Linked DNA regions of Homo sapiens: regions 2 and 3 are each linked to region 1. Evidence: chromatin contacts called from ENCODE Hi-C or POLR2A ChIA-PET data. All regions are on one chromosome and are shown on one strand. The core of a region is the stretch at or near the end of the contact, and the rest is flanking DNA. Distances in the headings are between cores, read along the strand shown.

Region 1 (4,130 bases), core at 348-2,847:
GACTGTGTACTTTCTTCATCCTTAATATTGTCTTATTTGTGCCCTCTTTTGTTCCTGAGAACCTTTACCAGAGACTTGACTATTTTTATTTTAGTCTTTTGCAAGATCCAAGTTTTAGCTTCATTGAGTCTTCTCTACTATATGATTTCTATCCCCTTTCTACATTTTTTCTAATTTAAGTTGTATATCTAAGTAATTAAATGTTCACACTATACTTTTTTTTTTTTTTTTTTTTTTGAGATGGAGTCTCACTCTGTCACCCAGGCTGGAGTGCAGTGGCGCGATCTTGGCTCACTGCAACCCTCCGCCTCCTGGGTTCATGTGATTCTCCTGCCTCAGCCTCCCAAGCAGCTGGGATTGCAGGTGTGCACGCAGGGCTAATTTTTTTTATTTTTATTTTTATTTTTTTTAGACAGAGTCTCCCTCTGTTGCCCAGGCTGGAGTGCAATGGCGCCATCTCGGCTCACTGCAAGCTCCGCCTCCTGGGTTCACGCCATTTTCCTGCCTCAGCCTCCCGAGTAGCTGGGACTACAGGCGCCCGCCACCACGTCTGGCTAATTTTTTCTATTTTTAGTAGAGATGGGGTTTCACCATGTTAGCCAGGATGGTCTTGATCTCTTGACCTCGTGATCCACCTGCCTCGGCCTCCCAAAGTGCTGGGATTACAGGTGTGAGCCACCGTGCCTGGCCCCACACTATACTTCTATATTACCTTTCTAAGGCTTATAAATTTCCTTCAAATTAATATTTGTATTGTAATTCAGTCCTAAATATCTAATTACTTTTGATTTATTCAATTTACATAAGTGTCCCATGTGTGCTTGAGAAGAATCTGTATTCTTAAATTATTGTGCATGGCTTTCTGAATATCATGTCCATTAAATTAAGTTGTCATCATGTTGTTCTTTATTTATTCATTATTTTTTGAGATAGGGCCTCCCTCTATTGCCTAGGCTGGAGTGCAGTGCACGATCACAGCTCACCACAGCCTCAACTTCCAGGGCTAAAACAATTCTCTTGCCTTAGCCTGAGTAGCTGGGACTACAGGCTCGTACTACCATGAGTGGCTAATCTTTACGTTTTTTTTGTAGAGATGGGGGTCTCACTATATCGTCTAGGCTGGTCTTGAACTCCTGTCCTCAACAATCCCCCTGCCTCAGCCTCCCAAAGTGCTGGGATTATAGGCATGAGCCACCATGCCCATCATGTTGTTCAAATCTTCTATTAATGTTTCACTTCACTAATGTTTTCCTTATTGATAGTGAATGTAGCCATTTTACCCCGTAGTTTAATTTTGCTTTATGTATTTTAATACTATTTCATTAGAAGCATACAAATTTAGAACTGTTGTATCTTGACTGTGAATAGAAGTTTGTTATAAAGTGAGCCAAATTATTCCTTAACAATGCCCTTTGTTGCCCTTTTTCTTTTGTTGGATATTAATATAGTTATCACTTCCACTTCCAGCCATGATGGAATAAGAGGGATAGGATTTCCCCTGTTGCTATAAACTGTTTCAGACATCGGGCAACAGCAATGCAGAATTGTGATTCTCCAAGAGGGAAACGAATTAAGTGAGCTCTACTTGTCTCCTTGGCTTTCTGCCCAGAGGCACATTCTATAGCAGAAGAGGGGTCCCAAACAGCACCACGGAAATCTCACCAGTGGAGGAGAGACTAGAGACTTCAGTGAGACTGAGGTGGCTGAAAACACTGAGACAGCATTCCAGCGAGGAGAGAAATAGGCAGAAAAAAAAAATTGGGAAATCTGTTTGGGGTTCCCTAAATCTTTGCTGAAGACTAAGGATGCATACATGCTGGGTGAAGCTCCATGAGTCACACAAAGGGCAACTGAGAAGCTGTATGTAAGCTCAGCAGTTCCCAGAGCTCGCACAGGGCTGAGAGACTTTAGACAAATCTGAATGGGGATTTCTCCCTGATCACTTAGGGCATAGTAGAGACCCTAAGAAGGGCTATGGCTTAGTAGTGGGATTAAACTATTCCCAGAAAAGGCTACTCATGAAGCTTAAAAACGAGCCTTACACTGCTAAAACAGAACACCTATAAAACGCCCTACATCCTTTAAAAAAAAGACAACAAAATCCAGACACTAAAAACAAAATTCACAATGCTTGGAATCCAATTAAAAATTATGGGCCAGAGCCAGGCATGGTGGCTCATGCCTATAAATCTCAGCACTTTGGAAGGCTGAGGTGGGAGGATAGCTTGAAGAACCTAGGAGTTCTTCAAGGCTGCAGTGAGCTATGACTGCACCGCTGTACTCCAGCCTGGGCAACAGAGTGAGACCCTGTCTCTAAAAAACAAAAACAGCCGGGGCGTGGTGGCTCACGGCTGTAATCCCAGCACTTTGGGAGGCCGAGGTGGGCGGACCACGAGGTCAAGAGATTGAGACCATCCTGGCCAACATGGTGAAACCTCGTTTCTACTAAAAATACAAAAATTAGCTGAGCTTGGTGGCACGCACCTGTAGTCCCAGCTACTCGGGAGGCTGAGGCAGGAGAATCACTTGAACCAGGGAGGTGGAAGTTGCAGTGAGCAGAGATCATGCTACTGCACTCCAGCCTGGTGACAGAGGGAGACTCTGTCTCCAAATGAACAAACAACAAAAAGTACTATACATGCTAAGCAGCAGAAAAATTGTGACCCATAGGAGAAAAATCAGTCAAAAGTTAGATCCAGAAATGACACTTCAGTAGATAGTAGGATGGTTTCAAGTGCTCTCATATATTAGTAACTGGATTCACAGGGGAAAAAAATTGAGAGGCAGACAGAAAAACATTTACAAGCAAAGACTAAAAATTGGCAGGGCATGGTGGCTCAAGCCTGTAATCCCAACACGTTGGGAGGCCGAGGCAGATGGATCACTTGAGGCCAGGAGTTCCAGACCAGCCTGGCCAATATGGTGAAAGCCTGTCTCTACTAAAAATATAAAAATTAGCCAGGCGTGGTAGCTGGTGCCTGTAATCCCAGCTACTCGGGAGGCTGAGGAAGGAGAATCACTTGAACCCGGGAGGCGGAGGTTGCAGTGAGCCAAGATCATGCTACTGCACTACAGCCTGGGCAATAGAGTAAGACCCTGTCTCAAAAAAAAAAAAAAAAAAAAAAAGACTAAAAATTTTCCAGATCTAATCCCATTAACCCTAAAAGCTATGCTAATCCTTAAGCAAGATAAAAACAAAGAAAATCACAAGACACATCACAACCAAAATCTTGAAAAGCAGCGATAGATAAAATCTTAAAAGCAGCCAGATAAAGACCTATTAAGACCAAAGATAAGAATGGCCTAGCTTCTTGTCAGAAACCGTAAGTCAGAAAACAACAAAACATTTTTAATGTTCTGGAAAAAACAAAAAGCTGGTAAACTAGAATTTTATATCCAACAAAGATACTTTTTGAAATGAAAGCAATTCAGCAGGTCATGGGCTAAATTAAAAATAATATTAATAAAGACTTTTTCAGATAAAAGCTGAGAGACTTTTTCTCTAGCTGACCTGCACTAAAGAAATGCTAAAAGTCTTCAAGTAGAAGGAAAATGATACCAGATGGAAACTCGGATATCCACAAAATGAAAAACACTAGATATGGCAGATAAACATAAAATAACTTTTTTGCCATTTAAAAATTGTCTTTAAAAAATAAGGCACATGGACACACACACAAAAACAGGGAAGCATGGCCCATTCGCGGAATAAAGTAGAAACCATTCCTAGCTGCGTGTGGTAGCTCAAGCCTATAATCCCAATACTTCGGGAGGCCAAGATGATAGGACTGCCTGAGGCCAGGAGTTAGAGACCATCCTGGGCAACATAGGGAGACCCTGTTTCTATTTTAAATAATTTTATAAAAATAGGAAACCATCCCTCAGGAAGCCCAGAGACTGGACTTACTAGACAGATTCTAAAACAACTGTCCTAAATATGCTCAAAGAGATAAAGAAAAACCTGGACAATGAACTAAAGGAAATCTGAAACACAATACATGAATAAAATGAGAATATCAATAAAAAGAAAGAAATTATAAAAAGGAACCAAACAAATGTTCTAGAGCTCAAAAGTACACTTATTGAAATAAAAAATTCACTAGAGGGGTTCAACAGCAGATACAAGCAGA
Region 2 (3,651 bases), core at 946-3,445, 140 kb before region 1:
ACTCAGGAGGCTGAGGCAGGAGAATCCCTTGAATCTGGGAGGTGGAGGTTGCAGTTGCAGTGAGCCGAGATCAAGCCACTGCACTCCAGCCTGGGTGACAGAGCTAGACATCATCTCAAAAAATAAAAAATACTGCCCACACCAGGAACTTGGGATCCATGCCTTCTTCCTTACCCCTACAATCTGAATTTTTTTGTTTTTTTTTTTTTTGAGACGAAGTCTCGCTCTGTTGCCCAGGACGGAGTGCAGTGGTGAGATCTCAGCCCACTGCAACCTCTGCCTCCCAGGTTCAAACAACTCTCGCACCTCAGCCTCCTGAGTAGCTGGGACTACAGGCATGTGCCACCACACCTCGCTAATTTTTTTTTTTTTTTTTGAGATGGAGTCTCACCCTGTTGCCCAGGCTGGAGTGCAGCGGTGCAATCTTGGCTCACTGCAACCTCTGCCTCCTGGGTTCAAGCGACTCTCCTGCCTCAGCCTCCTGAGTAGCTGGGATTACAGGTGCGCACCACCACACCCGGGTAATTTTTGTATTTTTAGTAGAGACAGGGTTTCACCATGTTGGTCAGGCTGGTCTTGAACTCCTGACCTCATGATCCGCCCGCCTCAGCCTCCCAAAGTGCCGGGATTACAGGCGTGAGCCACCGTGCCCAGCCTAAATTTTGTATTTTTAGTAGAGATGGGGTTTCACCGTGTTGGCCAGGCTGGTCCTGAACTCCTGGCCCCGAGTGATCTGCCTGCCTCAGCCTCCCAAAGTACTGGGATTAGAGAGGTGTGAGCCACTGCACCTGGCCCCCATTACTTTAATTTCTAAGGTATAAACCTGATGATGTCAATAACCTGCATAAAACTTGAATCACTCACAAGTGCCCTCAATAAAGTCCAACTTCCTTGGGACAGCATGCCCAGCCCTTCATGGTCCGGTCCCTATTTACATCTTTTTTTTTTTTTTTTTTTAAGACAGAGCCTCGCTCTGTTGTCCAAGCTGGAGTGCAGTGGCACGATCTCAGCTCACTGCAACCTCTGCCTCCCGGGTTCTAAGGGATTCTCCTGCCTTAGGCTCCAGAGTAGCTGGGATTACAGGCGCACACCACCATGCGCGGCTAATTTTGTATTTTTAGTAGAGACGGGGTTTCACCATGTTGGCCAGGCTGGTCTCGAACTCCTGACCTCAGGTGATCCACCAGCCTCGGCCTCCCAAAGTGCTGGGATTACAGGCGTGAGCCACCACGCCCGGCCAAATGCCTGTTTTTCAAAGGTCCTGTCCTCTCTCTTGCCTCTGAAACTTGCTGTTATCTTTGCCTTCCCTGTGCCTGGCTAAGAACTCCTGTTCTTCAGGTCCTAACTAAGATGTCCCCTCCTTCGCTGACTCCTCAGGTGGAGTTCGGTGCCTCTTCTCTGTGCTCCCCTAACACTCTGAGCTCTGACACGGAGAGAACTTCGGTCACTGGGAAGGGTGACCCGATCAACCCCACGGCCCCAGCCCCTCAACACTTCCTCGAACACAGTAACCTGCTTGAGAGATTAAGTGAGAAGTCTGTTTTAACAGGTTGCATCCTTCTCCTTGCAACCCCTGGCGCCCCACGTCGCAGTAGCAACCGCAGGCCCCGCTCAGAGGCTGGGGGAGGGGAGGCGGGCAACCAGTCGTGCAGGACTCTTCCCCCAGAAAAGATGAGGAAGGGACGGGGCAGGGAAGAGCTTTGGGTTCTCGGCAAGAAAATGTATCCTTGCAGCCGTCTCCATCAGATTCAGCCTCCCCGCTCCGACGCACCCTCCCCTCTAGGAGTCCCACTCAAACTCTCCACATCAGACTTCCTCAGAATCTTCCCATCAAGATTACCTCACGCTTCCCCCACGCGATCCCCTCTTGGTCTCAGCCTCGATCTCCCTTCCTCGCAGCCTCCTCCCTCAGCCTCGACTTCCCCCTCGCAGCCTCCTCTCCGAGCCTCTCCCCAGCGCCTCAGCCTCCCGCAGCCTCCCATCGGCGCTCCAGCCTCAGCCTCCAGGTTCCCGGTCCGGCCCGGCCTGGCCCCGCCCCCGCCGCGAGGACGGTGCTCACCGTCGTAGTAGTAACAGACTTTCCTCCGGGTGCCCTGCGTCTGCGCCATCTTGCTCGCCTCCCGTCCCTACCGTCAGTCGGTCCGTCCGCCCTCCCGCCCGCGGCTCCGCTCAGCGTCCGACCCAGGGGGGAGGGGGCGGGCCTCCGGCCCGCCCCGCCCGTCCCCTCCTGGGCTCACCTATAGCCGCGCAGCCCGGGCACCGCTCCAGCCAATCAGCTTGCGCAGACACGGGCCCGGAACTCGGCAGGGGGCAAGGGCAGCCCGGAGAGGCCGCCGAGGGCCCCCTGGGCCTGTACCAAGGTCTGCGACAGATGGGTGGGGAGCCGCCCGGGGACCGTACCATCAGTCCCGGGGGAGGAAAGCAGCTCTGTAAACTTAACAGTCCCACTTCGTCGTGAAAAGCGTGCTTGGAGATCGGAGGCCAACTTTCTGATTTTACGGAGAATAAACCGAGGCCTACAGGGGAAAAGTGACTTGCACAAGGTCACTCAGCCAATAAAAGGGCTGAACCTGGGTTAGAAAGCGAGTTTGTGGCCGCAAAGGAGGGCTACAGAAAAATAATTAAAAAGAAAAGCAACACGCGGGTTTGGAGAGGAAGAAACCGACAAGAAAGGGAAAGAAAGCTAATGTTTGTCGAGGGGCTGCTGTGTGCCAAGTACTGTGCGACACTTTACCAATGTTATTTCAGTTTTTCCTCAAAACAGCTCTCGGCCAAGGGCTTTTTACCTCCATTTTACAGGACAGGATAAAGAAGTTCAGACTTCTGTGAATTATTCAAAGTTACACAAAGTAATTAAATTCAATTTTTTAATTGTACAGGGTTTTTAAAATGCTTTCTTTGCACCAGAGGCACTGTAACAAAGTGACAGAACCCAGCCTTTCAGACTCCAAAATCTACCTCCCTGATGCAGTCACCCAGGATGACTAAGTAGGCGTCTCTTTAGACAGGAGGAAATGGGATTATCCTATGATAGGAGGGCAGGTTTCCTTTCTTTTCTTTCCCTGTTTTTTTTTTTTTTTTTTTTTTTGAGACAAGAGTTTCGCTCTAGTTGCCCAGGCTGGAGTGCAATGGTGTGATCTCGGCTCACCACAATCTCTGCCTCTGTGTTCAAGCGGTTCTCCTGCCTCAGCCTCCCGAGTAGCTGGGATTACAAGCATGTGCCACCATGCCCGGCTAATTTTGTATTTTTGGTAGAGACTGGGTTTCTCCGTGTTGGTCCAGGTGGTCTCGAACTCCTGACCTCAGGATCCGCCCACCTCGGCCTCCCAATATGCTGAGATTACGGGCGTGAGCCACAGCGCCCGGCCTAGGAGGGCAGGTTTCTCAGCCTGGTAGCTAATGACATTTTGGGCCAGGTAATGCTTTTTTGTAGGAAGCTATTCTGTGCATTAACAGCTTCTGTGAAGCTGTTCTGTGCCTGGGCAACTAGAGTGAAACTCTTGTCTCAAAAAAAAAAAAAATTAAGCAGCATCCTTAGCCTCTACCCACTAGATGCCAGTAGCACCTTCCCCCCAGGCTGTGACAACCAAAATTGTCTCTAGACATTGCCAAGTACTGTGCAATAGCTTTACCATTGGGTTGGGGGGAAGA
Region 3 (3,877 bases), core at 32-2,531, 260 kb before region 1:
GACATCCTTGCCCTAGTAGTAGCTACTAGGATTTTCCTAATAGTTCTAGTAGGCTGAATGCTTGACCATAGAGCACTAGGTGACGTTGCAACCTGAGCTGCCCATCATGAATTGGGTGTTTTCTGATCGCCAATACTCAGTAATTCTCAAGTGAAAGTGGCCCATAGAGAATGTGGCCTAAACAGCCCTGAAGGTGCAATGAGCAGGCTGTTCTTACTCCCAGTACCCATTCCTGCACACTGCTCCAGAGACTCCAACCCAGGCGACATGGGAGGAAACGAGTGTGAACTGTTATGCATGGCTCTGTACAATGTGCTGGTATGAGCCAGAAATGGACTGTCATGGCCTGAGCAAGGTCACTCTGAAGGATAGCAGAGAAAGGAACTCTTCTTGGTGGCAGTTGGAGCAAGGCATGTGGTTTTCCACTGTCTCGAGGCAGAGATGTCTTGAAATCAGAATCAACATTGAATCACAGGCCATGGTTACTGAAGGAAGCAAGATGAGAGAATAAAAAGTTTAGGAGAGGATGGGCACGGTGGCTCATGCCTGTAATCCCAGCATTTTGGGAGGCCGAGGCAGGCAGATCACTTGAGGTCAGGAATTCTAGACCAGCCTGGCCAACATGGCGAAACCTTTGTGTCTACCAAAAAACACAAAAATTAGCCAGGCTTGGTGGTCACGCCTGTAATTCCAGCTACTCAGGATGTGGGAGCACAAAAATCACTTGAACCTGGGAGGTGGAGGTTGCAGTGAGCAGAGATGACACCTCTGCACTCCAGCCTGGGCAACAGAGTGAGATCCTGTCTCAACAACAACAAAAAAAGTTTGGGAGAGAGAAACAAGGATAGACCCGCTGAAATAGACCCAGCCATTAGAATATTCATGACTATGTAAATGATTGTGACAAGGCTCCACTGTAAAGAAAAAATTATATGAGAGCCTGGTTTTCAGATGGCAGATTCTGAAAGAGCAAGAAACAGTTTTATGAAAATGGTTATATGGCCCCAAAGGATGCTGGAGAAGGAAATTCCTCAATAGGCAGAACTGTAAGCAGTGCATTTCATTGTCCACTTTGCCTGGTAGGAAAAATGGCCTGAGGTCAGGATCTATACCAGTTCACGAGCCAATGACAAATAGTGTGAGTAGCTCAGCATCTTAAAAGATTGCAAGTTAATGACAAAGAGGTTTGGGAAAGGTGGATTTCCTGGAATGGTCACAGATCATGAGACAGCAGGTGTGCCAAATGATTGCTCACCATGGGCCCCCGCTGTGCAGGAAGCTTTCACTAATCAGCAGATCTGTTCTGTGGATATTAACTAGATGGCCTTTTCCACCAGCCAGTCCAGTTCTTGTTCAATGGGTTCATGGACAAAGGACGATAGTGACAGGAGTGGAAATTATGCATAGGCCCAAGAACAGGGACATCCCTGTCCAAGGCCGTCCTGGCAACCACCACTACTGACCTACTGATGCCCTGTTTGCCTACAGGAGCAAACAGTCCTGGACTCTTGATGTGATGTCATACCTTGAGGGAACAAACCAACTATCTGGTGGCAGATCAATTACATAGGACCATGTCCCTTGTGAAGAAGGAACAATTTGTCTCACCGGTGACAGTGCTTACTCTGGGTTTGAATTTCCTTTCCCTGCTTCTCATTCTTCTCTCAGAACCTCCATCTATGGACTTAATACACAGTCTTAGTGTCCCACACAATATTGTTTCTGACCATGAAATTCACTTCACAAGAAAAGAAGTGAGAGTGAGCAGACACCAGAGGATTCACTAACCTGAGCTCCATCAGCCAGCCTTCTAGAGTGGTGGCAAAACCTACTGAAGGTCCAGGTAATCTACCAGCTGTTAGATAGCACCCTGTGAGATACAGCACTGTTAAAAGGATGCAGTATATGCTCTGAACCAGTGTACCATTTCTTCCTTAGCCAGATACATAGTTCAGAAACCAAGAGCTGTGTGTAGGAGTGGTTTCTTTCACACTTAGACTTTTTTTTTTTTTTGGAGACAGGGTCTCCCTCTGTCACCCAGGGTAGAGTGCAGTGGTGCAATCTTGGCTCACTGCAACCTTCACTTCCCGGGCTCAACTGATTCTCCTGCCTCAGCTAGCACCACAGGTGTGAGCCACTATGCCTGGCTAACTTTTTTTTGGTATTTTTTAGAGACAAGGTTTTGCCATGTTGCCCAGGCTAGTCTCAAACTCCTGGCCTCAAGCGATCCATCTGCCTCAGCCTCCCAAAGTGCTGCGATTACAGGTGTGAGCCACTGAGCCCAGCCCACAGTGAAACTTTTTGACTCACTCATAAGTTATTTGCTTCTTGACTCTATGACTGTAGGGAGGGGAGGTATGTTAAAAGCTTTTAGTGTCTAAGAGAGAAATGCCTCCATCACGTGACACAAATTTTCAACAAATTGGAAGTTGAAATTGCCACTCAACCTTTTTGAGTATCTCCTGCCACTGAACAGACAGGCCAAAAAAAAAAAAAAAATCAAGATATTTTCTAGAATTTTTTTTTTTTTTTTTTGAGACGGAGTCTCGCTCTGTCGCCCAGGCTGGAGTGCAGTGGCGGGATCTCGGCTCACTGCAAGCTCCGCCTCCCGGGTTCACGCCATTCTCCTGCCTCAGCCTCCCAAGTAGCTGGGACTATAGGCGCCCGCCACTACGCCCGGCTAATTTTTTTGTATTTTTAGTAGAGACGGGGTTTCACCGTTTTAGCCGGGATGGTCTCGATCTCCTGACCTCGCGATCCGCCCACCTCGGCCTCCCAAAGTGCTGGGATTACAGGCGTGAGCCACCACGCCCGGCCATTTTCTAGAATTTTATACTCTAGTTACCAAGCGGAAATAGGTTGTTACCACTGAGTGGAGGCAGGGAGGTTTAGTGATAGACTTTGCTATATTTCCTAAGGATCCTACAACTACTGCAATATTCTGTGATCAAAGTCACGGCAAAACTACTGCAATTCTATACAAAAGGATCTTCTAGGCCACAGATAGCTCAGGAATGAAGGGGTGGGTCTCTCCTGTGGCTAAATAACTTGAACATCTGTTGCTGACTGAAGGCAGATGGAACCTAGAATAGATAGTAAAGAAGGAAAGTCATAAATACAAGATCAGCCTTAGACTGCTTTATATGGGGGGGGGGCGGATTATAGTCTCTACTTGAATTTCTTTCCTTGATGTAGATATTTACATATTTCAAATACTTTTGCTTCTCTTTCTTCTCCCTTTCTGCCACTATCGTCTCTAGGTGGTTTTATAGGGAGATTAACTTCACCATTCAGTGATGGATTGCAGATTCCTAAGCAGGAATTCTGAGAGCCGGAGGACAGTCGTCAAGGCTTTGGATGCCTTCTTTGGAGAGTAATTAAAACAGTGTTTTTAATTACAGAAGTGGTAGCTACTTTATGCTAATTGGGAAGCAAGTCTAAGTTCAAAACACAGAGTATATGTGTTTGGCAGCAAATGGGGAACAGGACAGTTGATGTTCGGGCTATCTGCATCCAAGCCCAGTCTCCCTTTTGGGAAAAAACCCTCACTGTTGTAGTAAGAATATTCCACTTCCCACCTCCCACCTCCCTTACACAGAAGCCAGAGGGAGCTAAATCTTTCCCCACTCCCAGAAATAGCCAAGAAGGAGGCTTATGGTGTGTGAGTCCCAAAAACAATGCTGGAGGTGCCCAGAAGAATATTATTATTGACTGAATGCGGTGGCTCACGCCTGTAAGTTTAGCACTTTGGGAGGCTGAGGCGGGTGGACTGCTTAAGCCCAGGAGTTCAAGATCAGCCTAGGCAACATGGCAAAACCCTGTATCTATAAAAATACAAAAATTAGCCAGATGGTGGCGTGTGCCTGTGGTCCCAGCT

Evidence for each region. Hi-C counts contacts between places; a loop is a spot of excess contacts on that map. ChIA-PET counts read pairs that join two places held with the same protein, here RNA polymerase II (POLR2A). Pooled maps may share reads with other maps.
Region 2: a pooled map shows a loop between it and region 1 (2.0-fold over the local background). The contact joins the promoter of HDAC1 here to the enhancer-like site in region 1. A Hi-C loop is called at or near these places in 1 of 50 pooled maps. POLR2A ChIA-PET finds 5 or more read pairs at or near these places in 5 of 52 experiments (A673, Caco-2, T-cell and 2 more).
Region 3: POLR2A ChIA-PET joins it to region 1 with 10 read pairs in GM12878. The contact joins two enhancer-like sites. A Hi-C loop is called at or near these places in 2 of 50 pooled maps. POLR2A ChIA-PET finds 5 or more read pairs at or near these places in 5 of 52 experiments (GM12878, activated CD4-positive, alpha-beta T cell, activated CD8-positive, alpha-beta memory T cell and 2 more).

The regions. Positions count from the first base shown.
Region 1 is chr1:32,149,124-32,153,253 of GRCh38, reverse strand. All of the region lies in intron 1 of KPNA6 (karyopherin subunit alpha 6), which reads right to left. Among named protein-coding and RNA genes, the nearest start is that of TXLNA, 28 kb to the left of the region's middle. Within about 2 kb of position 1,597, at least 3 of the 41 ENCODE cell types and tissues checked have a DNase peak (open chromatin) inside an H3K27ac peak, as active enhancers do; they include A673, where a contact is called at or near this core.
Region 2 is chr1:32,290,627-32,294,277 of GRCh38, reverse strand. It overlaps HDAC1 (histone deacetylase 1), which reads right to left and starts at 2,195. Exons shown (of 14, transcript NM_004964.3): 1 at 2,060-2,195. The coding sequence starts at 2,108. RefSeq lists enhancers at 756-1,330, 1,402-1,461 and a silencer at 2,072-2,481.
Region 3 is chr1:32,404,320-32,408,196 of GRCh38, reverse strand. No RefSeq gene overlaps it. Among named protein-coding and RNA genes, the nearest start is that of BSDC1, 12 kb to the right of the region's middle. RefSeq lists an enhancer at 1,992-2,071. Within about 2 kb of position 1,281, at least 2 of the 41 ENCODE cell types and tissues checked have a DNase peak (open chromatin) inside an H3K27ac peak, as active enhancers do.